Regions from separate parts of the Homo sapiens genome. Here regions 1 and 3 are each linked to region 2. Evidence: chromatin loops called from intact Hi-C (ENCODE). Cell type or tissue: MCF 10A. All regions are shown on one strand. Each heading gives the region's core, and the rest is flanking DNA. Links, peaks and the distances in the headings are about the cores only.

Region 1 (10,453 bases), core at 910-8,909, 990 kb before region 2:
CACCAGAATCACCCTGCAGACAGCACAGGCCTGCGGCTTCCTGTGGGTTATCCCGTGTCACCCTCCAAAAAGGTCATCCTTCACTGAGCTGGAGTTGAAAGACTGGTGTCCTTCTAGATATATTCCAGCTATGACATCCTGTTGGCCAGACCCCAATCCTGTTACCCACTGAACCAACAGCAACTGGAGGAAGAATAATTCCTTCCCTAGGCTAGTTCTGCAGGGAACACAAACCAGAACACATTTCAAGCAGCCAGTGGTTAAATTTAGGAAGTAAGCATATATAAGAATGGCAGTTAATAAATACCACTAGCTGTTATTAATGTTCACAATATCATTATGATTAGCTGGGAGGTTCCTGGCATTATTCCTCAACTCTCTCTCTCATTTCAAAGGAGACATTAAAGACTTCATTTTCTAGAATCATCTTGACAGGCTTATTGCTGTGATTACACATCAAAACCTTCCTTCCACCTAAGAATACTCACTTTGCAGAGTGCTTAAATTTTATACTCTATATATTATCCTATTTGAGTCTACAGCAATTCACATGTGTTGAGTGACAAAGTGAATTCTGAAATACTTTTGCGACCTGGGTCAAGAAACAGCAACAACAGGGCTGGGCGCAGTGGCACACGCCTGTAATCCCAGCACTTTGGGAGACAGAGGCAGGTGGATCACTCAAGGTCAGGAATTCGGGACCAGCCTGGCCAACATGGTGAAACCCTGTCTCTACTAAAAATACAAAAATTAGCTGGGCATGCTGGCACATGTAATTTCAGCTACTCAGGAGGCTGAGGAAAGAGAATCGCTTGAACCCAGGAGGTGGAGATTGCAGTGAGCCGAGATCACACCACTGCACTCCAGCCTGGGTTACAGAGCAAGACTCCATTTCAGAAAAAAAAAAAAAAGGCAACAACAGGTCTGTTCCATGAACCCTAGCTTCTGAGTTCCAAAGCCAGTGTAACTTGGCACCTTGTTTAGAGAGAGAGTGGCCTGTGTAGGGTAGATGTCTGTGAGTGATATATCAAAAAGGACTATTTCTACTCCAAATCTGCAATTACACCCTGCTTTAGGAGTGGAATTAAACAAGATGCCTAAGAACATTTAAGATTCTGATTTCCCCAAGGGCGATCTTTTGTCAGGGATCAGAGTGTATATACAATCTCCCGGAGTAAAGTGCTGGTCAGGTGTGTGATGTATACAGTACTTTTTCATTTCCTAAGTACCTGGGCCAACATGTTTCCAAATTAAACTTTAAACACAACTGTGGTTGATCGTGGATGTCCCACGGAAGATAAGACTGGCCTGAGGGTGAAGGAAGATGCAATGACTCTTGGGTTTCCCTGTGGCTGGAGACCTCCCTCCCTACCCTCTCTGCAGGCTCAGGAGAGAAGCAGCACTCCAGGGGAGCTGGTGCCAAGGACAGTGGCGGGGGAGGGGGGGGTGTCCCGGAAAGTGGGTGCCACTGCAGCAACATCAACCACTCCTTCTTCTCAAGGGGTTATCAGCATATGAGCTGTGGTCGAGAAGGACGTATACCTTATAATATTTTTTGTTATTTCTATATTCAAATAAAATACAAGCTTGAGGCCAGGTGCAGTAGCTCAAGCCTGTAATCCCAGGACTTTGGGAGGCAGAGGTGGACAGATCACTTGAGGTCAGGAGTTCAAGACCAGCCTGGCCAACATGGTGAAACCCTGTCTCTACTAAAAATACCAAAATTAGCCAGGCATGATGGCACACATCTGTATTCCCAGCTACTTGGGAGGCTGAGGCACGAGAATCACTTGAACCTGGCAGCCAGAGGTTGCAGTGAGCTGAGGTCTCACCATTGTACTCTAGCCTGGGTGACAGAGTGAGACTGTGTCTCAAAAAAAAAAAAAAAAAATATATATATATATATATATATATATATATATGTGTGTGTGTGTATGTGTGTGTATGTATGTATGTGTGTGTGTGTATATATATATACATATATATAAGCTTGTGCCAGATTAACATATTAATACAGTCATCAAATATCAGTATTACCACTGAGTGTTCTAAGGCACTGAATAATTTATTTTAACCCTGACAACTTCTTACAGGTATTATAACGTGGCTCCTCCTCTGAGGAGAACTGGTGGGTTATTCTCATCACAGTGAATCTATTTTAATGAAAGCTCTGCATCCTAGAGCACAGGACTCTCAGAGGCATGAAGGGTGGCTCTGAGGCCATTCAACTTCAGGGCATCTGAAGCCTCCCTGGCTCTCTCTGGGTGGGCCCTTCACACACACACCAGTGCATCCTGACCCCGGAGATGCCCTACCTGCGTGTGCGGTAGAACTGGCACCTCTTCAGGGGGATCTTGACCACGTGCTCCCGCAGGCCCACGAACAGGACACTCTGGCTGTGCAGGATCTGCAGGCTCCTGATGGGCTCCCTCCGCCTCTCAGGGAAGAGCTCAATCTCTTCCAGCAAACAGCTGCTTGAGGTCTGATTCAGGGGTACCCGCACTTTCTTAATGGTTCCGTAATCTATGAAGGTCACAGGATGAAAAGGAAACAAGGTCAGAGGGTCTCACAAACCAATCCCTGGTTAAACAGAGTGTGCTGTGTATGCAGCCATGGATCTTCAGCCAGGAAAGCCATCTGAGCATCCTTCAAAAACAGTACACCTGGACACCACTGCAGACCAGTTAGGTCAGCTGCACTGGATGTGGGGCCCAGGCAGCAGTATCTTTTAAAATGATGCTCTCATGTAGCAAGGGATGAGGACTAATCATGTCCGATTGGACCCTTCCAGTTCCAAGTCTCGGGATGGAGAGCTCAAAGTAGCAAGCTTTGTGCCATCCCATGGAAAACATCAGGAAAGAAAGACCCTCAAGGGACGATCTTGGATTCTTAGTGACAGAGATGCTGATTTTGGTGCCCAGCAGGGCAAGGAAAATGCAATGTGATTGGCAGCTTCAAATATCCAGTACGACTGTGATGCCCCCTCCTCCTTCCTGCCACGAGAAGTACACCCTCCTCCATCTCCCTCTCTCCTCTGTCTACATTAGCTCCTTCTTTCCTCCTAGTGCTTGCTCTTTGGGATGATTTTCTTGGGCTCAACTCCTCCAAACTTTCTTTCTTGTGCTTCTGAGTATTAATTTCTGGCCTGATCCAAGCCCTCCCCGCTCCAGGCTTCTTGCTCCCTGGGTGTTTCTGTGCACTTATTTATCTGCTTGACTGCTAGCACTGCTGGAGGGTGAGCGGCCCCTGAGCCATGCAGCCTTCCCAGCTTAGGGGGACACACAGTTGAAACGAACATTGCTCTCCCAGGTACCCTGTGCTGCACCCCGCAACTCCTTGCTGACACCCTGCAAATCCCAGGCATGAAATCCAGCCTTCTGGAAGCCGCTTAGAGATCCACTCAAGTACCTGGAATCATCCTGAAGGCCCTGACTGAATAAAACCTTCCATGATCCCGAGTTTCAAAACATCATGGTTCTTATTTTGCAAACACAGAAAATGAGTTTAAGGAGTTATTCTAAAACCAGAAGTAGTCAAGAATATTTGACTTCAAGGCCTCCTATCAAGCAATTCATTGCAAAAGACCTTGGATAAAATACTTTACATTTTTCTCTCTCTATGAAAGCCATAGAGATGGAGGCTATTTGTGTTTAAAAAAATACATAAGCAGACATGTTTTAGCCTGAATTTACTTTAAAAAGCATATCTGAAACATCTCCAGTGAGCATTTTCTGATTATACACTGACTGAAAAATCATGTAGACAGTATTGGCAAACAATTGCTTGCTTTCATTTTAAGCTAACTGGTTAAATATGCTACTTTTTAAAAAGGTCAATCATACACTGAAGTATGCTATATGCGGGGAAGATTTTAAAATGATCTTGAGGAAAGAGCATGTATTTGTGTTCATGTAAAAGGGTGAGGACAAAAGAGAGAACGAGAGAGGGAAGAGAAAGGGGCAGCTGTGGCGTAGAGAGGCAGACATTTTAGCAAATTCACAGTTCACAGATGTAAGCATGTAAGAAAAAATTTATGTCTTAATTCTATAATTCAAATTAATTTTGACTTGGACATCACAGTTCATAAGCTTGTTGGAAAATTCAGCCTCAATGATTCTTAGGTCTCTCTGCCTGGGGTACAGCGAAGAGTCAATAAACTTACACAGCACCAAGGAACTAACAGGGACAAGATGGGGGCTTCAGGGAAGGTGACATCAGCTCACATGTGTCAGCCACAGGCCCTGCAAGGAGGTCCCCATGAGGCACCAGCAGAGGGAGGTGTCAGCCTTCCTGTGGAGCAGTGATGGGCATAGAGCCTGTGGCTGCCTTTGCGACATCATTACACAAGAGGACATCATCTGAGACACATGTTAGGAGGGAGGCAGGGGAAGCAAGGCTCATGGGAGAACTTATGTGAGAGACCCCTGGGTGAAACAGGAGCTTTCATAGAAGTTCAGGGGTGGGTGGCCTGCCTAGAGTCAGGATCCAGCTGGAGGATCACTGTGCTGTGACCAGCGTCACACTAGTTGTTCACCAGCCTAGAGTGGCATGGGAAACAGAGTTTACAGAACTATAGCCTATCTGAGAATTTAACAAAGACTCATTGCTGTTTATTATTTATTTTGTTGAAGGATTATGATTCTGAGAAACCTGCCCAAATTAACAACAGTCCAAATGTCAATATGCTCATATGTATTTCAAATTCTTAAGTAATTGTGGAAAGAATCAAATTTTTAAAGATCTGTGATAGTTTGACTTAAAAGAGTGAGCCATCTTTGATCATAAACTTTTACTGCATATTTCTGCATACCTTGTATCTGATTTTCCAACTAGTGGGAACTAACAAAACTACAGGGCTTAGCATTTCAGAGCAAAGTGCTCAGCGTGGGCTTGCATGCTGGTCCACAATGGATGACCGTGCATCCTTCACTCCCTGGAGTGTCTAGTCATGTGACGAGTCCCCTCCACAGTTCCCCCTTCCCTCTGCATCAGGTTTAGCACACAAAGACCCTTCCTGTCTCCTTGAAGCTCTTCCTTCCCCTGCCTGTGCCCTGCCCTTGTTCTGAACTCCTGCATGCTCACATGTTTGGTCACAGCCTTCTCATCCCCTGTCCTCATGATTACCCTAGGGTCTGTCTTCAAAGCCGGGATCTGTCTTCAAAGCTGAATGTTGGCTCTGTATCTGCAACTCAACCGTTAGGGACTGGAGACACCAGAAACTTGACAGGCCTCCCTGACTCTCCATGTGGCCTACCAGCATGTCCCACCTCCTGTGACCTTGTCTAAGGGACAGCAGCACCATAATCCCAGGGCCGATGATGGGACCTCTCCTTCCCTGTCACCCACAGCTCACCTAGTTCTCGTCCACCCGCCCCTGTCATCCCTGCCACTCCTGCAGCTTCCTCTACACCTCTGTCACCCACATCTCACTGCATCTAGAGGCAGGCTCCAGGCATGCACATGGTGGCCCCATGCTCCTTCATGCCTCCATCCTTGCCTGTGCCTCTCTGTGCTCTGGCAACGGCCACCAGGAAGCACTTGCAGCCCAAGAGCCTGTGATTGTGGCATACCCTGGACATGCAGCTCCTTTGCCTGAGGTGACAAATGACAATGTTATTTTCTTTCAGTGGCAGAAAGACAGAGATGGCCCTATAGAAGAGACACCCCGAAAAACCCCATAGATTTCTATTTGACATAGGAGGACAATAGCAGGACCCTGGTGGATCTTGCAAAGCTATTTGTATTTGGTTGCTGTTTTTACTTTACAACATTTACCATGGTTTTAGTTACTAACTTACTTGTTTTGTGGTTTTTACACTTGATCTTAGGCTCCATAGGGAAAAGAACTATGTCAGTTGTGTCATATGATGTATGTGTAGTGGCTGCTATTAGGGCCAGTAGAGATTAGATGTTTCATGAATATATTCTGCTGAAAGACTGAACAAATGAGTGAGGGAAAGAAGTGTAGCCAGCCTGGAATGAGAATGTCATTATTACTCCCACATTTGCTAAAGAGCGCTGATTAATATTTTTCCCATTATAATCTCTAGCAGGAGTTATGATATTAGTCAGTGTGAAGGTGAAACAACAAACATGAATTTCACCAATATGGAAAGATTTCAACCCAAGATGTCATAAACTAAATATGAATGAAGAATTGGTTTCATCCAAGAAAATATTAACTCCGAAAATTTGCCACAAGAAATAAAGCCATACAAAACTTCTATACTTCTGAAATTTAATACTCTAACCAAAGTTATTTGCATGAAAAAAAGTGCCAGAAATATGTAAAATCTTCTTAATCATTCTTTAACATTCAGAGATCAACAAGTAAAAAAAAAAAAAAAATAGGCATTTCCTGTCCATTTCAGTTCCCCTTCCCAAGGAGAGACGACAATGTGAGGTGGAGCTGCAGAATCAGTGCTGACCAGAGGATGCTCAGAATGGACACTGCTTCAGTGCAAACTCTCATAGTATTTGCCATTTGTGAAAATGTCCCCTACTCATTATGCTATGGACACAAATCTGAGTGTCATCTATTTATAGTTTCTCTCTCAAATAGAAAACTATAGATACTCATCATGAAAGGGACAGAGCTACTTCAAGACTTTAAATATCCATTAGTGTTGATATGGTTATTATTCAAAAGACACAAATACTTGTAATTACATGAAAACATCATTAAATATTATACTTCACTACATATTTGTCTCATCTTAGCAGAAGAGAAGGGATGTTATATTCTAGGGTTACCAGATTAAATACAGGCTGCCAATTTGAATTTCAGATAAACATGAATAATATTTTAGTATTAGTATGCACTATTCAATATTATTCATGATTTATCTGAAATTCAAATTTAAGTGTGCAGCCTGTATTTATATTTGCTATATATGGCAGCCCTATTACATCACATCTCCTTTGATCATCTTGGCAAGCTAGTGAAGATATGTTGGATATATGTAGCAACATATTCCTACTTTATAGGTGACGATATTGAGTTTTAGAGAACAGAACTGATACATATTTTCTATGAACTGGTTAGACATGAAATGCCTTTTCACTTCAATGTTGATGAATGAAATAAAGGATTATAACAATGGACTCCACAGTGAACATTAATTATAAGGCTATTACTGAGGATACAGACTGAAACAGGGGAAGAGGTAGTTGTGCTTTGATTGCATTGTCCTTTTTTTCTATCCGCTCTTCTAGAAGTCATAGAACTTAGCCAACTGGAGGGCAATGAAAAGAAAGTCAGTATTCTAATGAATGCTGAAAAAAGCTCAATATCATTGATCATCAGAGAAGTGCAAATCGAAACCAAAATGAGATACCATCTCATGCCAGTCAGAATGATTATTAAAAAGTCCAGAAACAACAGATGCTGGTGAAGCTGTGAAGAAATAGGAATGCTTTTACACTGCTGGTGAAAATGTAAACAGTTCAACCATTGTGGAAGACAGTATGATGATTCTTCAAGGATCTAGAACCAGAAATACCATTTGACCCAGCAATCCCATTAATGGGTATATACTCAAAGGAAAATAAATCATTCTACTATAAAGCCACACGCACACATATGTTTATTGCAGCACTATTTATAATAGCAAAGACATGGAACCAACCCAAATGCCCATTAATGATAGACTGGATAAAGAAAATGTGGTACATATACACCATGGAATACTACGCAGCCATAAAAAGCAATAAGATCACGTCCTTTTCAGGGACATAGATGAAGCTGGAAGACATCATCCTCAGCAAGCTAACACAGGAACAGAAAACCAAACACCGCATGTTCTCACTCTTAAGTGGGAGTTGAACATTGAGAACACATGGACACAGAGAGGGGGACAACACACACCAGGGCCTGTTGGGGGAAGGGGAGTAAGGGGAAAGAACTTAGAAGACAGGTCAATAGGTGCAACAAACCACCATGGCACACATATACCTATGTAACAAATCTGCACATTCTGCATATGTATCCTGTTTTGCTATTGTTGTTGTTAAGAAGAAATAAAGAAAGAAAAGTCAGCATTCTCCTCCATTGGAAGACTTTGTCTGTCATCCATCTCAAGGACAAGCAGAGGCACATCTGTGTCAGAAGGCAATATGTTCTTCTGGCCTCAATGACCCCCTCCCTCTGTACATACAAGGTGGACTCGAGCATCCTTGGGCAAACAGTGAAGGACCTTCCTGCTCCCTTAAACCAACTGTTTAAAGAGAGTAACATGCAAAGAAAAGTTCACATAACTATAGATGAGTAGAAGTTATGTGTATAATTAAATGTTGGTGTTTCTGAGAATAAGATAAAAGGATGATTTCCTAAAGAAACAAGGACCACATAACATGCTGTCACCAGACCAACTCTCGAACAAGCAAAGGGCTTCAGTGGCATGCCTGCCAATGAGAAGAAGAGAACCCTCCTCGGCACAGATCACTACATTGTAGGTCTAAACAATTCTTAATATATATATATTTTTTGCTGGTGACCAATGCAGTCAAAGAAGACCAGGAGTAAACCTGATGTCAGGTATAAAATGCAGAGGTAAAACTGGATTACCATAATGACAGAGATGGTCCCTTCAACCTCTACAATCTGAGTCATTAGGAAAATGACCAAAAGAAAAAGCAAAGGTCATAAATGAAAATAGTTTACAAAGGTAAAGTTTGCACACTGTCACACAAAACAGTAGTAGATTCCATTGGAAACATGACTACTGGAGAAGAAATGTTTACACAATGCTTATCAAAAGACAGGAGTGTAACTTGAAAAGGACAAAAAGAAATTACCCCCAAAGAATTCCAGCCACAAGAAATGACCCATGAAACACTGAATCTTATATTCCCAGTCCCCATCCCACAGGAAAACGTGTTCATGTCCTGGAACAAATAAGTTACTAAGTACACTGTGGGAAGAATAACTGGAAAGAGAAATGTGTTTTTTAGTGGGGAATTTTTTTTTTTTAATGGGAGTTTGAATGAAATACTGTTCTTAGAGCAGAATGTGGCAGTAAGTAAAGCTACCAGGATAAATTCCTAATGCATTTCATGGGAACGCAGTGACCTGAACGCGGGAACTGGGGAAGCAGCAATAGCAATTAGGATCCCCACAAAAACCCTCAAGCACTGAGGTTTAGGAGGTAGGAACCGAAAGGGTTTATCTAGACTAGCACTGTCCAATGGTGACACATCAGACTCCACAAAAGTAATTTAAATTTTTCTAGATGCCACATTTAAAATGGAAAAAAGGAAACAGGTGAATAAATTTTAATTATATATTTTACTTAACCCAAGGTTTCCAAAAAAATTATGTGATATATCATATGTAATCAATATAAAATATTTGGATCTTTTATATGAAGTGAAATCCAAGTGTATTTTATACTTATAGTCCATTTCAGTTCATACTAACCACATTTCAGCTGGCCAGAGACACATTTCAGCAGGCTGTGGCTAATGTACGGGACTGCCTGAGGATGTACAGGGGTGTCCTGGTGCTGCTCTGGAGAGCCAGGTACTCCTGGCTACACGCAAACAAGAGACAAGTCCAAACCCACAACATCATGAGCTTCAGTTTTCTGCATTTCACATATTGAACCTTGCCCTATTTTTCAAATATAGAGGTCCTTCTCTATAAGTGTTTAAAAATCCCTGCACCAGGTCAATTGCCTCCTCTTTCAAGTAAGATGATGGAGGTTCACCAAGGTGAAGTGACAGCTCACAGCTACACGGCCAGTAAATGTGGCCATGAGAATGGAACCTGGTCTCTAAATCCTTACCTGGACACCTGCTATCACTTGCTGGCACACAGCTCACAGGCAGTGGCAGATGCCCTGTGGGAGTGAATGCCATGTAGGTAGTTCATTTCAGAAACTTATTGATGGACAGAAAGCAATCACGACCATTAGAAAAGGTTATTTCTGTTTTTCATCTGTTTGCTTTGTAGAGTTTTCTATCTACCAAGAAGTCAAGTTAGTTCCTACTTTTCTTTGGAGTATAGCTTCTGTGTCTCTTTTATGAATAACCCTGACTGACCTCCCAAACAGAAACACTGCGGCCAACATGATTTTCCATCATCCAGAGCCTGAATAATCCACATATTAAAGCAAGTGCAAATCACAGGGGAAATCAGATGTATTTATTCCTAAATTAAGCTAACAAGGAAAAGCAAGCAAAGGTATATAGCATGATGTTCAAACAAACATGTGTGTGTGTGTGTGTGTGTGTATATATATGTGTGTGTATATATATGTATATATATGTGTATGTGTATATATATGTGTGTGTATATATATGTGTGTGTGTATATATGTATATGTGTATATATAGGAATATATGTGTATATGTGTATATATATGTATGTGTGTATATATGTGTGTGTGTGTGTATATATATATATATATATATACACACACACACACAAACCATCTTTTCTTCCTTAATGTAA
Region 2 (10,453 bases), core at 1,209-9,208:
AGTGTGAGCATTCCCCAGTAAATTATGAAAGTTGGTTGGCTAAGCTGGTTCCTCTAGACAGCTGCTATGGATGGAATGCTTGTGTCCCCTCAAAACTCACGTGTTGAACTCCTTGCCCCCAAGGTGATGGTATTTGGGGGTAGGCTGTGGGGAGGTGATTAGGTCATGCAGGTGGACTCCTCATGATTGAGATTAGTGCCCTTATAGAAGGGATCCCGGAAAGCTCTCTCAGTCTCCTTCCACCATGTGAGGACACAGTCAGAAGGCAGCGATCTGCAGCCAGGAAGAGGGCCCCAGCCCTGCTGGCACCCTGATCTCGAACTTCCAGCCTGCAGAGCTGTGAGATAGGTGTTTATTGTTTAGGCCACTCAGTCAGAGACAGAAGCTCAAGCAGACAAAGGCAGTGACCATGCCACACAGCCTCCCCTGACCCCTGGCCCTACGGGAAGGTCACTCTATGCATGCCTGCACTCTCTGTCCAGTGAGCCCTGAGTCCCTGTCTTCTCTCTGAGGGGCACTTCCAGCCCCAAGCCCATGCAGGACAAAGATGATGGGTATGTGGTGCCCCCAGGGCCTGGCAGCCTCCCCTGTGCACAGCAGCAGGTCTGCCCTGTGTGCCCTGGCCCTGGGGCCCAGTGTTCAGGGCATCTCAGAGGTCCTGCCTTCCGCAGGACTCCTTGCCCTACACACCACCAGAGGGCACATGACCTGAAAGGAAAAGATCCATGTGTCCAGTTGTTCCTCAGTAAACATGTATTGAGCACCTGCTGTGAGCCAGGCACAGGCCCAGCCCCCAGGATGATCAGGCATGCAGTGTCCCTGAGCTGGGGAGCCACTGTCTGTGAAGGAGACTAGAACAAACAGCTGAAGCACAGGGCAGCACGGATTCCACAGAGCCTCCCACAGCCTCCTCCCATGTGTGCAGGGAAGGCCTGGAAGGGGGCCAACAGCAGCCAGGCAAGGAGACCCAAGCCTCCCAAATACACCACCAGGCCCCACCCTTCAGGTTCAAGGAGCCCTGGGCTGGTCAACAGCCAAACATCTGCCCTGCTTTGCATGGTGGATTCAGGTCAACAACACACCCCGTTGGTGTGCACGACCAGCCTCAGCCAGGCTTCTTGTACAGCGCCTCGATGTCCAGTCCAAACCAGGCCACCTCAAGCCCCCAGGCCAGAAGCATTGCAGAGAACATCCTTCTCACCTCCTGGGCTGTCCAAGGGGCTGGGTCCTGCCAGGCTCCCTGGTTTTTCATGGCTCCCTGTGGGTAAGCAACACCTTCTTGCAAGGACAGAGAGGGTCCTGTACACGCCAAAGCTTCTCAAACTCCCTGTGGGCAAAGACCAGGTTTTGCTTTCTAATCTACCACAGACTGTCACTTGTATAAAATTTAAAATAATTTTTAGAATAGTGAAAGGCAAAAAGACATACAAAACATACGCCTCAACAGAGTAAAGAGACAACTTATTGAATGGGAGAAAATATTTGCAAACTATTTATCCAACAAGAGGCTGATTTCCAGAATACACAAGCAATTCAAACAATTCAATGGCAAAACAAAACCCAATAATCCCATTAACAGGTGGGCAAAGGATCTGAATAAATGTTTCTCAGAAGAAAGATAAAAACGGCAACCGGTATATGAAAAGATGCCAAATATCGCTAATCATCAGGAAAATACAAATCAAAACCACAATGAGATATCATCTTACCCCAGTTAGAATGGCTGTTATCAAAAAGACAAAATATTTAAAATGCTGATAAAGATGCAGAGAAAAGGGACTCTGAAACACGGTTGGTGGGAGTGTAAATTAGTACCATCGTGGAAAACAGTGTGGAGGTTTCTCAAGAAACTAAAATATCCAATGACGGACGCAGTGAAGCTCCCTGACCTGCCACAGTGCAATATATTAATGTAGCAAAACTGCACTTGTACCCCATGAAAATATACACTTTTTAAAACGAAAATATTTTTAAGAACTGAAAATAGAACTACTATACCATTCAGTAATTCCACTACTGGGGATTTATCCAAAGGAAAGGCAATCAGTATATCTAAAGGATAGGATACCTGACCCCAATGTTTATTGCAGCACTATTCACAATAGTCAAGATGTGCAATCAACCTGCATGTCCACCAGCAAATGAATGGATAAAGAAAATGTGATGTATACACAATGAAATACTATTCAGCCATTAAAAAGAATAAAATCCTGTCATTTGTAGCAACATGGATGGAACTGGGGATCATTATGTTAAGTGAAATAAGTCAGGCACAGAAAGACAAATATCACATGTTCTCATTTATATGTGTGATGTGGTTTAGCTGTGTGTCCCCAACCAAATATCATCTTGAATTGCAATACCCCAGGTGTTAAGGGAGGAACCTGATGGGAAGTGATTGAATTAGGGGACAGTTTTCCCCATGCCATTCTTGTGATACTGAGTGAATTCTCATGAGCTCTGATGGTTTTACAAATGGTAGTTTCTCCTGCACTCTCACACACGTTTCTCTCTCCTGCCACCATGTGAAGAAGGTCCTTGCTTCCCCTTCACCTTCCACCATGATTGTAAGTTTCCTGAGGCCCCCCAAGCCATGTGGAACTGTGAGTCAATGAAACCTCTTTCTTTTATAAATTACCCAGTCTCAGGAAGTTCTTCATAGTAGTGTGCGAATGGACTAATACAATGTGGAAGCTAAAAAAAGTGGATCTTAGGGAGGCAGAGAGTAGAATGATATTTACCAGAGGGTGGGGAAACACGGGGAGGAAGATAGGTTGGTTAATGGATACAAACATACTGTGATGGTTAATACTGAGTGTCAACTTGATTGGATTGAAGGATACAAAGTATTGATCCTGGGTGTGTCTCTGAGGGTGTTGCCAAAAGAGATTAACATTTGAGTCAGTGGTCTGAGGAAGGGAGATCCACCCTTAGTCTGCTGGGCACCATCTAATCGCAGCCATCGAATATAAAGCAGGCAGAAAAACGGGAAAAGGAGAGACTAGCTTAGCCTCCCAGCCTACATTTTTCTCCTGTGCTGGATGCTTCCTGTCCTCAAACATCGAACTCCAAGTTCTTCAGTTTTGAGACTCGGACTGGCTCTCCTATCTCCTTAAGCTTGCAGACAGCCTATTGTGGGAACTTGTGATGGTGTAAGTTAATACTTAATAAACTCATATATATATATATATCATATATATGATATATATATGAGTTTATACATATATCATATATATGATATATATATGAGTTTATATATATATCATATATATGATATATATGAGTTTATATATATATCATATATATGATATATATATGAGTCTATATATATATATATCCTGTTAGATCTGTCGCTCTAGAGAACCGTAATACATATACAGTTCTCGTGTTCAATAGCACAGTTGATTGACTACAGTTAACAATAATCTATTGTATATTTCAAAATAGCTAGAAGATTTGAAATGTTCCCAACACAAAGAAATGATACATGTTCAAGGTGATGAATATCCTAAATACCCCAATTTGATCATTACACATTGTGTGCATATATCAAAATATCACATGTACACCATAATTATGTACAAATATCATAAAATGTACATATGCAGGTAAATATTTTGCCCTTAGCTTCAACGGATATAAAATTACTCTATCAAGTTGCTACAAAAGTTTCTAAACACTCTCCATTTCAGCACTTATCTCACCACAGAAAGTAACAAAGAGTTCTTGGACTGGCATAGCCCGTGAACTACCTGGAATTGTGCTGCCCCGGACTGAGGGTCAGCAAACTCCTGCCCAAGGGCAGGCCAAATCCATCATCTTGTCATTTAAGTATTGTCTGAGGCTGCCTTTGGGCTTTCGTGCTACAAAAGCAGACTTGAAACAACCACTTACTAAATGGCCTTTTATTGAAAAATGTTTGCCAACTCCTGCCCTAGTCTACTTCAAAAACACTGCCCACCCATCTCAGTACCTCCAGTCTTCCCAAAGCCACAGCTGCTTACCTCCTCCAGTAACCATGAGAGAATTTCTTCAATAACGACAAGAAGATAGTATTTACCAAGTAGATCAGCTTCCTAGGGCTGCTGTAACAAATTACAGCAAAGGGTGGCTTAAAAACAGAAATTTCGTTTCCCACAGTTCTCAAGGCCAGAAGTCCAAAATCAAGGTGTAGAGATGGCTGTACTTCCTCCAAAAGCTCTAAGGGAAACACCTTCCTTCCCTCTTCCAGTTTCTGGTAGCTCCTGGTATTTCTTGGCTTCTCCCTGCATCACCCCAATCTCTGCCTCCATCTCCACATGGCCCTCTTGTCTATGTCTGTGTCTTCTCTTCTAAGTCCGCCTGCCATTGGACTTAGGGCCTATCTGGATAATCCAGGATGATCTCATCTCAAGATCTTTAAATTGATTACATCTATGAAGACCCTTTCTCCAAATTAGGTCACATTCGCAGGTTCCAAAAGTTGCAACATTGATACTATGGTTTGAATGTTTGCCCCCTCCAAAACTCGTGTTGAAACTTAATCCCCAATGTAATATTGTTAAAATGAGAGGCCTTTAAGAAGTAACACCAACATGGTACATGTACACATATGTAACAAACCTGCACGTTGTGCACATGTACCTTAAAACTTAAAGTATAATAATAATAAAATTTAAAAAAAAGAAGTAATTGGATCATGAGGGCTCTGCTCCAAGTCATTAACGGGTTAATGAATTAATGGGTTATCACTGGAGTGAACCTGTTAAAAAGCCAGTTTGGCTCTCAGTGAGCCTCTCTTGCCCTGTGATGCCTTCACCATGTTATGACACAGCCCAAGGCCCTCTCCAGAAGCCAACCAGATGCAGCCACCTGATTTGGACTTCCCAGCCTCCGTAACTATAAGAAATAAATTTATTTTCTTTATAAACTACCCAGTCTCCATTATTCAGTTACAGCAACAGAAAATGGACTAAGACGGTGGACATATCTTCTGGGTGGGGGCACGGTTCAAGCCACGACACTGAGTGTTTACTCTGTACCAGACGGTGTTCTCATTCTCTAATCTCAACCTCACAGCACCTTTATGTGGAAAACACTGTCCTCATTTTACAAATGAGTAAATCAAGTCCCCAAGAAGAATCCACATATAATTTTCCAAGGATTACACAATGAGACAGAGGTAGGATTCAGGCCCATACCCATAACCACTGCAACCTGCAGCCCTGAGGGTCTTGGGAGCATTCACTGGGTGCTCTGCGTGTGTCAAGCAGCAGTCTCAGCACTCTGCACATATCATGGCCCCTTAATTCTCATAATAAATATGGGAGATTGCCGTTATTATTATTATTATTACTTTATAGAGGAGAAAATAGAGATTTAGTCTTAAAGACTAAGATCACCCAGCTAATCAGTGGCAACATTAGGGCTTGAACCTAGGTCTATTGGAAAACAAAGCCAGACTCATTTCTACGACACTAAGCAAAACTTTGTATAACAGCAGGGCAATTCCCAAACTCAAACTCCATCAGCCTCAGAGAGTAAGCCCATGAAGTTATCATGAGCCACTGAGATTGTCACCTCCTATCCTTGCTGAGTGAGTCCTGACGGGCCTCAGGGCCCCAGGCTCCCTTGGTCCTGTGGCTCAGACTTCACCAGGCCTTCAGGTCTTGCGAATCCAGCCAGAAGATGGGGAAGAGGGGAGGAGAGTGACACACTCACTTCTTAACTTGCCTTGGAGGTGACAATGCACTCTTTTTCACATTCCATTGGCCAGAACTAGACACATGCAAGGGAGGCTGGGGCACTCTACATCATGGAAGGAGGCCCCCAAATTTTAAGCAGACAACTAGTCACCTCCCTATATTAAAAAGCTATTTTATAAAACCTTCGAAATTCTCAGGGTTTTGGCACATAGCAGTAATTCAGTAATTTTTTGAATGAATGATTGAAGCTAACTGGGGAAAAATAAAGCTGGCTCCACAAGCTGGACAGCAGAGCTACCGGAGCAGTAAGTCCGCAGTGGTCAGGTGTAGTGCAAAGTACTACTGGCCTCTATGACCCTTTCCTACAAATGACTAAAAGGCACCTCTTCTTTAAGACTTCCGTCTATCATAAAATCATCACACTCTACTGATTTTTGTTAGAACAAGGCAATTTACTGCCATCTGCTGGAAATGTAACATACACAAATCCGCAATGTCTGTAATGTGAGTGGTAACTGCCGGCAATGGGCACCATTGTGCAATGCACAACCTGCACAACTGTACAGAGCAGCTCTGAGTGCTGATGGTAAGACCAGAGGAGCAACAGAGGAAAGTGAGGTCCTCACTGTGTGGATAAGAGTCCTCTGCATGTGGGGAGACCGCAGGATGGACCCAATGGTGCTGATACTGGCTCCTTGTATTTTGCTTGCTGGTGGAGGAAAGATCTGGGGGCCAAGGCAGGGGCACAGGCCTCCTCCGTCATCAGGAGGGACAAACACCTCTTCTGTACAGGCCTGGGTCTCAAAGGCCAATTCAATAGAGTTCATAAGGAAGGCAGAAACTTTATGGTTCTCAGTCTTGCTGACAAGCCAAGAATGTAAATTGCCTGAGAGCAGGGGCCACTTCCACAACATAGGGTCAGTCAGATGCCCCAAGAAGCTCCCAGACTCACACCCCTGGAGTGGGCCTTGTCCTGAGCCAGGAGGGCAGCCTGGCCAGTGGATCACTCCCACCGGGTGGGACACATTGGTTTCAAGGGATTGTGCCATACTGGGCTCCCGGAATGGTGCTGATGTGCTGACTTGGGAGGATTGCTCACGGCAGACACGGGACAAGCTCAGGGCTCTGAGCCCCTGCAGAGCCCCTTTTGACTCTGGGACAAGAGTCGAGTGTGTGGGTCTGTGCATGGCACTCACCCGTCTGTTCTAATTACAGGGCCACCTCGGGGCCACAGTGCTTGTGGAGCTCGGGTGGTGGAAAGCATCCTTAACCCTGGCAAGCAAGGAGGTTACCCCAACTCCTTTGCAGGCTCTGTGTTGCACCCCGCTTCCAAGACTTTCCAGACCAGCAGCCATGGGGCTTTGGGATTGATCTCCTCTCCCATTTCCAATTGATGCGGTGATATCACACTCATCACACCTAGAACAATTTTTTTCTTACATTGTTTTACCCCTTTTAAATAAGCTTTATTTTTTGTATCAGCTTTACGTTTACAACAAAATTGAGCAGATACTAGAGAGAGTTCCCATATTCCCCTACCCCACACAGGTACAGCCTCTCCCACTATCAACCTCCCTGATTTTAAGTTGTTTATTTTGGGGGTTTTGTTTTTTTGAGACAGGATCTCGCTCTGTTGCCTAGGCTAGAGGGCAGTGGCATGATCACAGCTCACTGCAGCCTCAACTTCCTGGGCTCAAGAGATCCCGTCACCTCGGCCTCTTGAGTAGCTGGGACCACAGGACCCGATAGCAACACTATACCTGGCTAACTTTTTTTTAAGAGATGGGGTCTCCCTATTTTGCTGTTCTTGAACTCCTGGGCTCAAGTGATCCTCCTGCCTCAGCCTCCCAAAGTTCTGGGATTGCAGGTGTGAGCCACCATGCCCAGCTAAGTTTTTAATTTTTTTGTTATATTTTTATAAAAGAAAAATAACATCAAGACACTTCATAAATGGGTGCAGAAAATTATAACAACTAAACACTTATATTTAGTCCCATATACACATGTACAATGGCTGGAACAGACAGAATGCTATTTTTACAAACCATCAGGTTCTTGGACAATCCAGGATTTCTCAAGGTTCCCAGATCTCTGAGAATACCTGGTGGATTATCTCTGGGATAACACACAGAAGCTGTCTGCAAACCTTCAGATGGACTTTTTTTTTTTTAACTTTTATCATAAGTTCAGGGGGTATTAGTGCAGATTTGTTATGTAGGTAAACTTGTGTCATATGGGTTTGTTGTACAGATTATTTCATCACCCAGGTATTAAGCCTTCTACCCATTAGTTACTTTTTCTGATCCTCTCTCTCCTCTCGCCCTCCACCCTCCAAAAGCCCCCAGATGAACATTTTTATAGAAGTAACGGGAAATACAGTGGGAATCCTTGAGTTGTATTTTCTAGGGTCAGTCTTAAGCTCCACAGGATGAGGGGAGGATATTTCTTGCACCCACAGCCCACTCCCACCACACCCTGGGCCCCTCATGATTAACATTCAGCAAGATCACATCCTAGGAATGCAGCAATCAGTGTCTAAAAGAAAACGTGGCTGGGAGATGTGCTGCTCTACCTTTATGCTATAAAATCTGTACATTTAACATGGTCAGAAATGAATTCTCACTCACATTTTACTGCTTTCTCTGGGGAAGACTTGCATTTGTGGTCATCATTGACAGAACGCAGTCATCATCTCGAAGAGTGTCTGGAAGCCAGGGTCCCCGACCAGCACAAGGGATGGGACAGTGTCATGAGTAACGGTGTCACCAGCCTTAAGTAAATGGACTGGGGACATTCAGAGGCAAGATGAGCTATGCCATTTCAATGCAAACAGCTTGCAAAGAGCCAAAGAGGTTATGAGTGACAACCTTAACGTAACAACCAGGTGACATGTGGAATTGTTTTGGAATGTTGTCTTTGGCAATAAATACTAGGAAGCTATGGTTTCTAGATCTGAACAGAAAGAGATGGCACCTGGGGAGGAGAACAACTTTCACATGCCTCAATTGGAAAACATGTAAATACATAAGTACCTCTATGCTACTTATTATTCTAAATCCTTATTGATAAATCACTATGCCCCACATGGGCCCATACGTCTTGTCACACATTTATTAATCAAATAATTACTACAGACAGAGACCTCATATAAGAATATTTTCCTGGGATCCCACACAACCTAGGGAAAGCCCAGGTGAGTACCCCAATAAATACTGCTTGAAGGAGATTAGGAAAAGAAATGAATGGGCTCAAATAGGAAAGTTGGAAGAATTCAAGTATATACATCAGGAGGAAAGGGGGGGAGGGAAATGAGTTAATAAAACAAATAAGAATTGATCATATGTTTCACATTTAAAAATAGTTATAATTGACCCGGCGTCTCATATTTTGGATAGAAGAGAAGAAATTCAGCTCCACACCTTGTCAGAAAAATATAGCATTGAGATTCAGAAAATACACACACAGCCGGGGCATTTCCCTTTCCAATAACGTGTTACTAGTTAGAGTCGACATAACCAATAGAAACATTAATATAGGTTTAAACAAGTGTATCTCCTAGGCAGATCCTTAAATTCCTTTAATTTTACATTAGGATATAAAATCGCTCATTCTAATGGGTTAGTAAATGCATATAGTCCTTCAGAAGCCTCATTGATGAAAACACAGCACAGGCAGAGGGAAATAGACTGTTATTTCTGCTCTGGCTGTATTTCCATTTCCTAATAACAGTAATGAACTTGAAGCATCGTATTTGCACACAAATAGGTCTAGATTCCAGTTTGGCTGCAGCTATACAGTTAAGCGTGTCACTGATGTGCACTTCCCAGCCTCAAAACACAATTTAAAGATCACTTTATGGAGAGTCGAATTACAGCAATGTGCTTAAGCATTAGGGCTGTGGTATTTCTAAAAACTGTTGGCAACAGGGCCAAGTTCTATGGCTCATAAAAGTCGATCACAAAGTTCTGAGCTACTGCAGCTCATTGATTGTGGTTATCCTTTAAGTTTCTTAATGTTCCCACCCATGGTATACTGGCACCCATTCCATTTCTCAAGCTTTGACACTGTTCTTTCCTTCCTTCCCCTTCTCCTTGCTCACACGTTTACAAACGACTGCTCTGGGCCATGCCCAGGTAGAGTCGTGCACAGGTCCTACCCTCCAGCAGCTCAGAATGTGCTTAGGCCGACGCGAAAACAAGTAAGTACAATGTGAATATTGATGCGTACCAGTCACCATGAAAACACAGAACGGGGAACACCTGCTGCCGCCCACCTGAACTGAGCCTTCGTGAACATGAGTTCAACAAGCAAACCATGGGATGGGGGGCAAGAAATGGCATTTCCAGCAGATATAAACGAACACAGGTACATTTTAAAACAAAGCAAATGCACCAATGCACAATGTCCTCAGGAAACAGGGGCGTGATAAGCGGGTGGTGTGGCCAGATGGTAAAACAGGGGCGGGGCTGGAAAGTTAAGGCCGGACGCTGAGTGTCCTTTACTACTAAGCTTAAGAGTTCATACTACAGGCACCTGGGGGCCACCAAGAGGTTTTACTGGTCTGGCTGGTTGTTATTGCTGCTGTTGTTGTTGCTTCGAGTAAGCGGAAGAGATGATAGCAGTGTGGAGGACGACTGTGACGGGGTAGAAAGGTGGGTAGTGGAGGCCGGGAGAGCAGCCGAAAGTCTCTCCCTGCACTTAGGCACAAAACCCCGGTTCTGAATGAAGCAACTGCAGGAGAAGAGGTAAGCAGCTGGCTTCAAGTGGTC
Region 3 (10,453 bases), core at 1,195-9,194, 250 kb before region 2:
GGGCTTTCTAGTCCATGTTTTCTTTTGTCCATTATCTTGTATATCACCTGGGCCACCTGTGCTTCTGTCCATGAGTCTTTCAGTCTGTTCTGCCTCATTCCAAAGCCCAGCCCAGACTCCTATCTCCGACTTCTTCGCTCAGATGGTTGTTGGTCTTAAATGAGAAGTACCTAGAGCCCAAGGGATGACAGCACTCATTCAACTGTGTTTTCTAATTGGGCTGGTCAAACGGTCCACTTCAAAATTTTTTTTAAGTTAGTAAATGCCTTTTTTACTGAAAAAGTAATACATACTTGTAATAAAAAAAATTCCAACAGCAAAAGTGTATTACAACAACGTAATCTCCTTCTACTTCAGTTCCCTATCCCCCCTCTCCCCTCAGAGAGAAGGACTTCTATGCAAATACCTGTTCACTTTTGTACATCTATCCTGAGGGGCTGGTCTACTTTGCAGAAACAACATAGATTCTTGTGATCTGTCTACTGAATAAGACTCTGTGGGAGGAAAAAGGAGGAAGGTCCCATGAATCTACCTTTAAAGACTGCTCAGGTGGTCAAAGATTGGATGGGTGTGAGAACTGCTGCCAAAACACAGTACCTAACATGGCCTTTAGGCTTTTAGGGAACTTGGAAATATGATAAAAAGTGAATATATGTTGACCCTACGAAAGTTCATCTGTTAAAGTCCTAACCCCCAGTACCTCAGAATGTAACTGTGTTTGGACATGAGGTCTTTAAAGAGGTAATTAAGTTAAAATGAGGTCTTTCCCATGGGCCCCAATCCAATCTGATTTGTGTCCTTTTAAGAGGAGGAAATTGGCCAGACGTGGTGGCTCACGCCTGTAATCCCTGTACTTTGGGAAGCCGAGGCGGGTGGATCACTTGAGGTCAGTAGTTTGAGACCAGCCTGGCCAACATGACGAAACCCCGTCTCTACTAAAAATACAAAAAATTAGCCAGCCGTGGTGGTGTGTGCCTGTAATCCCAGCTACTCGGGAGGCTGAGGCAGGAGAATCGCTTGAACCTGGGAAGTGGAGGTTGCAGTGAGCCAAGATCACGCCATTGTACTCCAGCCGTGAGACTCTGTCTCAAAAACAAAAACAAAAAAAAACAGAAGAGGAAATTTGGACACACAAACAGAGGCAGCAGGGAGACACACACACACACACAGAGGAAATACCGTGGGAGGACATGGCGAGAGGCCAGCCATCTGCAAACCCTGGAGGAAGGCCTCAGAAAAAACCAAACCTGCAGACACCTTGATCTTGGACTTCCAGCTTCCAGAACTACATGAAAATAAATTGCTGTTATTTAAGCCATCCAGTCTGTAGTAATTTGTTATGACAGCGCTAGCAAACTAATACAGTAAGTTAGTTCTATCCTGGTCACCTAGAGATGCTAAGGAAGGCTATAAACAGATTTATAGACATTGGAGACTCCTAAAATGAGGTCATCAGCCCCAAGGCCATGGGGCCCCTTTGCAGGTGAAACCACTTCACAGCAGGTTTCTTTGTGTGGTTCAGTTGGTAAATTTTTGGCCAAGATACAAAGCAAAGGTTGCCTTATACCAACTTCTACCCAGCATAGTGAGAATGAGGTTTTCAGGCTTTCTGGATGAGGTTTAGCATTTCTCTAAAATTTAAAACATGAATGCCAGAAAGTGGTACACATACACATCTAACATAACTGGAGAAGACCATGTGGTGGTAGGGAGGCTTCCTGATGAACAAGTATAGCTGCAACTGACAAAGAACTGTCTGAGTAGCCCAGTGCAGCAAGTTCAGCTCACTCTCTACCTTATACCAAAGGCCTCGGCTTTCTCATGCCTAAGCACATGTCACTGCGTGTGTGTGAAGGGGGGTGATGGGGGAGAAGGAAGGGATTAAGGCAGTATGGCTTCTGCAGAAGAGCTGGGACTGCAAAACCAGTGCCTTCTGATGGAAAGCCAACACATGAGGAGGAGACACCTGGTTTCTTCCTGCTTTGAAAGTGGACCTGGCTTTGATCAATAAGCTATTACAAATATGATGCACAGTTGTGAGAGAAAATAACTTCTGTTTCAGAGGAAATGGCACAGATGAAGGGACCGCCATTGCCTTTGAAAGTCAATACCACCCCCTGTAGTGATGTAGCAGCCACAGCCATATGCAATCACTGTGGCTGAGCCGGGCAGCAGGCAGTCTGCTGATTACTGGAATAGCGCTGCCTCAAAAAGCCTGCAGAGGCGAGGCTTCCTTTTGAATCAGTGCAATGGTCAACAGAGAGGTCTTTCTTTTTTCTTTTCTTATCCTTTTCTGCCTAAACTCTAGAAGCGGACAATAACCATCAGAGATCTGTTCTGTTACAAATCCAATATATGCAGTCTGCCCTTCTGGGCACTCTATCAACAGATCTGCCCCAGCCCACCAATCTTAAATCACACTGTCTACAATGCTCTCAAAAATATTTTATCACAGACAGTGCAATATTCTGTGTGTGCCTTTCCACTGAAATTATAATTCTAGAGGCATCAGTTGCCCTAATAAGAAACAGAGAGTCCAGCTGTAATCTGATGGAGTTACAGTCAAGAAGCCATTGCTTTGTAAAGCTGATATGAACGCATCTGAATTTCAACCTCCAACCTGTACTGTGATTATTAGCACATCCAGGGTTAGGGATGGGTCTTTACTGGTGAAAATAGTGGCCTCTAAAATTTCTATGATGAATGTTATAACTAGCTTCTTAGTGTGAAATTAAAGCTATCCAAGATATGGGTATTGGTGAAAATATTTTAGAGTTACCCCAACCCTTATACAAGGTATATGGATCCTGAGAGACCTGTTAGCTTCCCCGCCTCCCCAGGCAACTTGGGTCTAGCCACCAAGGTGAGAGGTTTCTGCCTATCAGAGGGTGACCACAAAACACAGAGAACTGGGACTTCACGAATCTTACAGAACTGGTTGGATTATCTCTCGTGTCTTTTGCTAATAGTATTTGTTTAGTAAATGTCCATATGGGTAGCAGAATTTGGTTTGGGACTGGCTTTCTTTAAACTGGCATTTGAGGTTACAGGAGAATGGCTAAACCTCAGCCACCTTTCATTTTTTGGAGGCTACATTTTATACCAAAAAGAACCTAATTGGTTTAGGTCAGTTTAGAAAACGTATCCATCATTATTCTCCAGACGGGCTGAAGCTCTGCGAGCCTTGTCTCTGTTACTTGTCCTCCCTTCTCTAACCGCCGACCCAAACCGCCGACCCAAATTCTAGACCTCCCTCAGGGTTCAGCCACTTGAAGATCATTTCCACTTGAAGAACACTTTCTATGGAAAGTATTCCTCACCTAATGGCTTTACTTTGTGCCCCAAAAACAAGGGCTAAAGAAATCACGCTAGACTTTATCCACTTTGCCATGCCTGTTTGGCAATGTTGTTTAGGTCTTAACACTTCATGCCTATATTCTAAGTCCTTGCAAGGCAAGGACCTCATTTGCCACACTAGTTAATTATTTTGTATCTCCCCAAGCAATAAATCCAATCCCATGAACACAGCAGGACTTGCTAAATGCACCCACTGCTTCTGCATCTACTGTGTGCATGACAACTTTGGGGCTAAGAAGGGAGACAACAATTTGGCTCCGATCCCCAAGAAGTCATCCAGGAGAAGAGAATGAATGTCGATGGTTCAGAGAGGCAAGTCTCTTAGCCTCTGCACTCAAGCATTTTACCATGAAAACATCTGTGTTATGTAATTTCTAGGGCACCAGGAAAAATGGCTACTTACCCAGAAGACTAAGGATGATCTTAACTTTTCCTCCAGCTAATTATTTAAAGGGATGTAACATGAGGTTTTCTTAAAACAAAACAAAACAAAATAACAGCTAGATATGGCTGGGCACGGTGGCTCATGCCTATAATCCCAGCACTTTGGGAGGCCAAGGTGGGTAGATCACAAGGTCAGGAGTTCCAGACCAGCCTGGCCAATATGGTGAAACCCCGTCTCTACTAAAAATACAAAAATTAGCTGGGCGTGGTGGCGCATGCCTGTAATCCCAGCTACTCGGGAGTCTGAGGCAGGAGAATCACTTGAACCCAGGAGGCAGAGGTTGCAGTGAGCCGAGATCACGCCGCTGCACTCCAGTCTGGGTGACAGAGCAAGACTCCATCTCAAAAAACAAAAAAACAAAAAACAAACAAAAACACCTAGATTTGCAACTGGTGTGTTCAAGTTAACAATCCACTACTGTGTGTGTAAGTTTAGGCTAACCGCACGTCTATACCCAGAACTTAGGCACTGGCTGTTTTTGACTTCAATAACTTTCCTGAAATGACAAAGTAGGCATGTATTATATCTTTGCCTAAAGACAACTTTTATGAGATCATACATTCCCATTCTTGGGAGGGTTCTTTCTTTTTTCTTTTTGCTGAATTAACATTTGAAAGAAGAAGTCATTTGGTTTTATTAAGCATGATTCTTCTACTTTGGTAGACTAAGCAGTTCAAAATGTACTAGGAAGATGATGAAAGCAACCAAACAATTTATCTGAAGAGAAAGATAAAATTACTAAGAGCCTGCAGATTAAAGAACACATTTTCTGTTTTAGATTGATATATAAACACAACACTTAAAGAGGAAACATGAGCCAAGGACGCATCTTCAATACAGTCCCTCAAATTTTAACTTTAATTAATCCTCCGAATTTCATAACAATGTATTTTCTAATGACACGGGGACTCACTTCGGAATTCTAAGTAAGACTGTTACTGTTCCCAACGCATCCTTGTGTTCCTAATGACTAAGCTTTAAACTATTAATACATATCTTAGGTTAATTAAGTGGGCTAATTTTCCTTGCCTAATAATTGTTCACGATAATCTAACACTGTTTAAGCTCCAAAATAACCATCTTTGAAAAATATACATCCTTAAGTGTGTCTCCTCCTATTATCAGTGGGGAAAATGTGACAGTAAATTACTGAGTAGGAAGTACAGAATTCCCAAATACAAAGGGGCCCAGATTTTAAAGTACTTCCAATTTTATGGCACAATAATCTAATCTTATCCTCACAAAGCCTCCTCATCTCCTGGCTCCAAGATCAGAGGAAATTCTTTAAGAGAGAGGGACGAGGTAGAAGCCGTGTGTACGTGGTTTTGAGACCTTCCCTAAGCTAGGCCTATTCCTGCTGGCCTCTAGTTATGAGAAAGAACACTGAGGCCTCTCGCACATGGCTTTGCCACCACCAGATGGCACATCACCATGAAAGCAGGTTACAGACAGAATTCTGCCACAGAAATCAATGTTTCTTGGCAAGCAGTCATGAAACAATCTGTTCCTAGAAACTCTGCAAGGTCCCAGGTCTTGGCCACTTAGAAACTCCTCAAGTCCCTTGCATGATCAGGACACAGAATTCCCAATTAAGAGGCAGGAAGCAAAACAACAGAGAGCCCTAGATGAAGGGCAATACTCTAAAGGAGAACATGTAGCAGCTGGGCCCTCCAGATTCCTGCACCCCTGTCCACAGACAGGCAGAGGGGCCTGGACAGGGATTAACCAACCCACAATATTCCAACGATCATGCGCACCACCCATTTCTTTCAATAAAACTTATCTGCAATAATCCTCATGCTAATTAACAATTATCTAGTGCAGACATTTACAGATGGAGGTCGTTGAAGACGGGAAGTGGACATGGAACTGCGAATTCTTGTTGGCTATCTTTAAAATGCTAACCGTGCCTACCATTGGAATGTGTATTTCTCTTTTGGACACTATAAATGCCAACTAACCACCCTTAGGACATAGAGTGAAACTAGCCCACACATATAAATATTTTACACCATCTATACTAAAATATTTTAGAGGAAAATTATAGACAGACAACAGTATGAGCTTAAGGATGGAGTCGGCACTCAGGATGTATGACCACCAGAGGAGTTCAGAGGGACAGGAGTGACTACTGTCTTCATTTCTCCATTCCACTCTCTCTTATACAGCCCAAGTTTTCTGAAATAGTATACCAAGGGGAACTTCTTTCCCTCTCAATTTGAACACAAGACAGCAAAATAGCTAAAGGTGGCCGAGTGTGGTAGCTCATACCTATAATCCCAGCACTTTGGGAAGCTGAGGTGGGCAGATCACCTGAGGTCAGGAGTTCAAGACCAGCCTAACCAATATGGTGAAACCCCATCTCTACTAAAAATACAAAAATTAGCTGGGTGTGGTGGCAGGTGCCTGTAATCCCAGCTACTCGGGAGGCTGAGGCAGAAGAATTGCTTGAACCCGGGAGGTGGAGGTTGCAGTAAGCCCAGATCGCGCCACTGCACTCCAGCCTGGGCAACAGAGCAAGACTCTGTCTAAAAAAAAAAAAAAAATAGCTAAAGGTGAAAATTTCAAATAAGCAGCCTCTCACAAGAAGACAAAAACTAGACTCTATGTAAATAGATATGAAAACAGTGCCCTCTTTAAAGTGCTTTTTTTCTCCCTGCTTAATGGTCTAGAAAAGACACATAATTGCCTTATAATCTTACAGAACCTCTATTTGAGCAACAAAGTTGAGATGTCCCAATGGAGTCCAGTTGGTGATTACATCATTAGAAGGTGGTTCCCAGCCTGTGGTCCGGTCCCCAAATGAATCAATCGATTTGGTTGTTCCCAGTTTTTTTCTATTACAAATAAAGCTGAATCATACAATATTTGGAGTGAAGATAAGTCTCCATTTCTCTAAGATAAATGCCCAAAAGTGCATTCGCTTGGTCATATGGTAAGGAAATGTTTAGTTTCATAAGGGCAGTCATGCAAGACAGAAGTAGGCAGAATTCAGAGAGGCAGAATTGTATACTGGGTACAGATATGTTCTCTCTCTGAAACTAAATGTCTTAGTTTTATACACAAGCTTCACAACTTACCACCCATCAGATCCTCATTGATCAAATGGAGATTATAATGATAATGAGGCCATTTCAACAGCATCATGGTGATGATTTGATTAGTTAATTCATGACATGTTCTTAGAACCACCTCTGACAAACACTATCCTTTCCACAGATGTTAGCTACTAAAATTTGCATGATTTCAGCCACCAGTAAGATTTAATATTTTACCCTATATTCATTAACTTACTGAATTTCTTCTCTTATGGATTAAATGTTCATGCTTGAAAATACAAGAAAAGATTTCATTTTGTTTCAGTATCAAATGCAGCACTGCATTCAAGAAAGCTTAAACACAGAAACATCCCGCCAGTGGGGCAGAGTACAGTCGATTTACACAAGCCAGAGTTATATGTTTCATTATGTATAGGATATCACTCTATAGTCTAAGATACACTTGCTCAAATGGTTTTTTTTTTTTTTTTTTTTTAGACGGAGTCTGGCTCTGTCGCCCAGGCTGGAGTGCAGTGGCGTGATCTCGGCTCACTGCAAGCTCCGCGTCCCGGGTTCATGCCATTCTCCTGCCTCAGCCTCCCGAGCAGCTGGGACTACAGGCACCTGCCACCATGCCCGGCTAATTTTTTTTTGTATTTTTAGTAGAGACGGGGTTTCACCGTGTTAGGCAGGATGGTCTCGATCTCCTGACCTCGTGATCCGCCCGCCTCGGCCTCCTGCTCAAACGGATTTAATTTGCGTGGGGAAGAATAATGCTGGTTGCATTCAGCCGCAACAGAGCAGTTGATCAGGAACAGACCCTGTCTGAGAAGCGTGTCTCTGTTTGCACTAGTCGTCCTCGGAGGACACAATACCTTGGCTCAGATTCGCAGCTGCTTTGCTTTGTACCCTTCACTCACTCAGTAAATAGGTACTAGTGCCTCCCATTAGGGCCCTGGGTTGGACCCTGAGAAGACCACAGAGAAGGGTAGGCATCTCTCCAGGAGCTTTGATCCTGAACTTGACTTAAACACCAGAACAAATGGCTGTGAAAGGTGGCAAACAGCTCAATACAAATGAATGTCACAGTCTAGAGATGATGTAGCAGCAGAAAAAAGGAATTGCTAGAGATTGTAGGGGACAAAGTAAAGATGAAATAAGACTTCTTACAGAAAGCGACTCTGGTGAGACTAAGCTACCAGAGAACCTGTTTGGGCTGAGAGAAAACCATCAGCCTAGAAAAGAGGGCATGGCCAAAAGTTTAGGTATGCACAGGGGCGTTCATTCTTCTGGAAAACAATGTGGCCAGAGGGGACAGTAGAAGCCAGGAAACAATAAGAAAAAAATATTGAAAGAATTGTAGTCTGAATGTAGAAGCTCTAGAATACTGACTGAGTTTACACTTTGCTCTGGGTATAATAGGGGCCTTTGAAAGCTTTGTAAAAGGAAGTGTACATCATAAGCAGGGTATTTTAGGGGATAAATCTTCCTGCAGTAAGAAGAATGAATTGGAAGGGGAAAAGACAGAAAGTAAGGCACTCTGTGGGAAAATAATTTCAACTGCGCAAGCATGAAGCGATGTGGATCCAGGCCGGAGACAGGCAAGAAGACTGGAAGTCAGATTGTTCTATTTATTTTCCGGAGAAAAAGAAAGCACACCTATGCTAGAAAAATAGCTTCGGCAAATGCCCCATATAATAAATTGTCCTTCACTTACTCCACCCATGTGTTTTTGCTTTAACTAACCATGAATAGCTGCTTCAGCACCAGCCTGTTTATCATCCTCCCACGTCCAGCCTAGCAGGACTGAACTGAAAGGATCTCAGAGTAGTGGACTCGCTGGACTGCAAGATGCTACTCCTGTTAATCTTCCATTACTCTTTGATGTTACGTCTGTCCCTCAGATATCACGGGCAAAGCATGCCAAGATATTACAGTTGACACCTGGGGTAAGCCAGTCTTTTATCCCCTATTATAGCTGTATAGCTCTTAAACATAGTGTGTCATTGAATACCATGCTCTACTATTTAGCCTTACTAAAGACCTGTGAGGTTATAAAATCTTTATTACAAATTTCTTATTCATAAGTTTATAATTTAACAGTATGCTATTGAGGCATACATGAACTGAGTGGGTCAACTACCACACTGTGGACATGTTCTAGAATGTTACTGTGCTTTTGGTTCTTCCCAGAGGGCTGCTGTCTCCCCAGATCCTGGAAGCAGAATCCCTGTAGAGCACATAACACCCCCAAATTTAACCCAGCCATGGCTGTCATTTGGCTGGCCAGCAACCCATGAGATAATTTCTTCTAAAATTTGGCTTTCAATTTCTGGTCCAGCATATAAGGAGCTTGGAAGTCACCACTCCACCTTAACAACAAGTCAAAAGCTAAACAAATGGAAACATCAAAAATTCTTCTTAGATCCATCATAGAGGTGAGGTCACAGGGCAAACTTCTGCCCCACAAACTGGAGAGACAGGCAGATACTAAAAATCACAACTTACTGGAGCAGAAATCCATGAGCAGAAGCCTCTTTGGAAAGTCACGCTGGGGTAGGAAAATCTGAACCGTAATTGACAGTTGCTATAAACTCAGCGTGGACAGGTCTGAAAGTTAAAAACTACAGATCAATACAGTGATCAGTCCCCACCTCCCCATACCCCTCACCACCTTTGAAAATTTTAATCTCATGGAGCTTAACCAGGTTCTCACGGTGGCTATCGGAGAAAAAATCACTCGTGTCTTCAGCAGGTAGAAGGGAAAAGTAACCATTTTGAAATATATCAGATAATTCTTTTTTAAAAAAAAATGTGTGAGTATGTAGTAAGTGTATATATTTCTGGTGTACATGAGATGTTTTGATACAGGCATGCAATGTGAAATAAGCACATCATGAATAATGGGTCATCCGTCCCCTCAAGCATTTATCCTTTGAGTTACAAACAATCCAAGTACACTCAGGTTATTTTAAAATGTACAGTTGAGTTACTATTGACTATAGCCACCTTGTTCTGCTATCAAACAGTAGGTATTATTCATCCATTTTTTTGTACACATTAACCATCCCCACCTCTATAAGTAAGTGAAAAAACCTACAAGTAAGTGAGAACATGTGATGTTTGTCTTTCTGTGCCTAGCTTATTTCATTTAACATAATAATCTCCAGTTTCATCCATGTTGTCCTTTATTTTTTCCAATAGGTTTTTGGGGAACAGGTGGTGCTTGGTTACATGGATAAGTTTTCCGTGGTGATTTCTGAGATTCTGGTGCAGCCATCACCTAAGCAGTGTACACTGTACCCAATGTGTAGTCTTTTATCCCAACCCTCACCCACCCTTTCCCCCAAGTCCCCAAAGTCCATTGTATCATTTTTATACCTTTGTGTTCTCATAGCTTAGCTCCTACTGATGAGTGAGAACAGATGATGTTTGGTTTTCCATTTCCGAGTTACTTCACTTAGAATACTGGTCTAGCCACCCAACAGACCTACCAGGCTCTGGGCTGGTACTGGAGAATGTCTGCAAGGAGTCCTGTGATGTGATCCATCTTCAGGTCTCTCAGCTGTGGATACCAGCACCTGCTCTGGTGGAGGGGAGTTAAGTGGACTCT

Evidence for each region. Peaks named below come from ENCODE experiments on the same cell type or tissue, not always from the same donor. Only the 100,000 strongest peaks of a DNase experiment are listed, where the experiment ranks them.
Region 1: a loop joins it to region 2, with 6 times the contacts of the local background. A loop is called at or near these places in 3 of 110 quality-filtered maps.
Region 3: a loop joins it to region 2, with 14 times the contacts of the local background. A loop is called at or near these places in 10 of 110 quality-filtered maps.

The regions. Positions count from the first base shown.
Region 1 is chr5:9,152,173-9,162,625 of GRCh38, forward strand. SEMA5A (semaphorin 5A) reads right to left here. Exons shown (of 23, transcript NM_003966.3): 12 at 2,316-2,523. Among named protein-coding and RNA genes, the nearest start is that of MIR4636, 100 kb to the left of the region's middle. RefSeq lists an enhancer at 4,158-4,227. In MCF 10A, for the core only: a CTCF peak has its summit at 4,261 (motif pointing right); a DNase peak (open chromatin) is centred at 4,289.
Region 2 is chr5:10,139,931-10,150,383 of GRCh38, forward strand. No RefSeq gene overlaps it. Among named protein-coding and RNA genes, the nearest start is that of ATPSCKMT, 100 kb to the right of the region's middle. RefSeq lists an enhancer at 60-693. In MCF 10A, for the core only: a CTCF peak has its summit at 6,134 (motif pointing left); a DNase peak (open chromatin) is centred at 6,171.
Region 3 is chr5:9,893,304-9,903,756 of GRCh38, forward strand. It overlaps LINC02112 (long intergenic non-protein coding RNA 2112), which reads right to left. Exons shown (of 13, transcript NR_027112.2): 1 at 10,222-10,453; 2 at 9,349-9,450. It also overlaps a transcript of TAS2R1 not described here. Among named protein-coding and RNA genes, the nearest start is that of LINC02112, 5.3 kb to the right of the region's middle. RefSeq lists an enhancer at 1,895-2,396. In MCF 10A, for the core only: a CTCF peak has its summit at 5,240 (motif pointing right); a DNase peak (open chromatin) is centred at 5,218.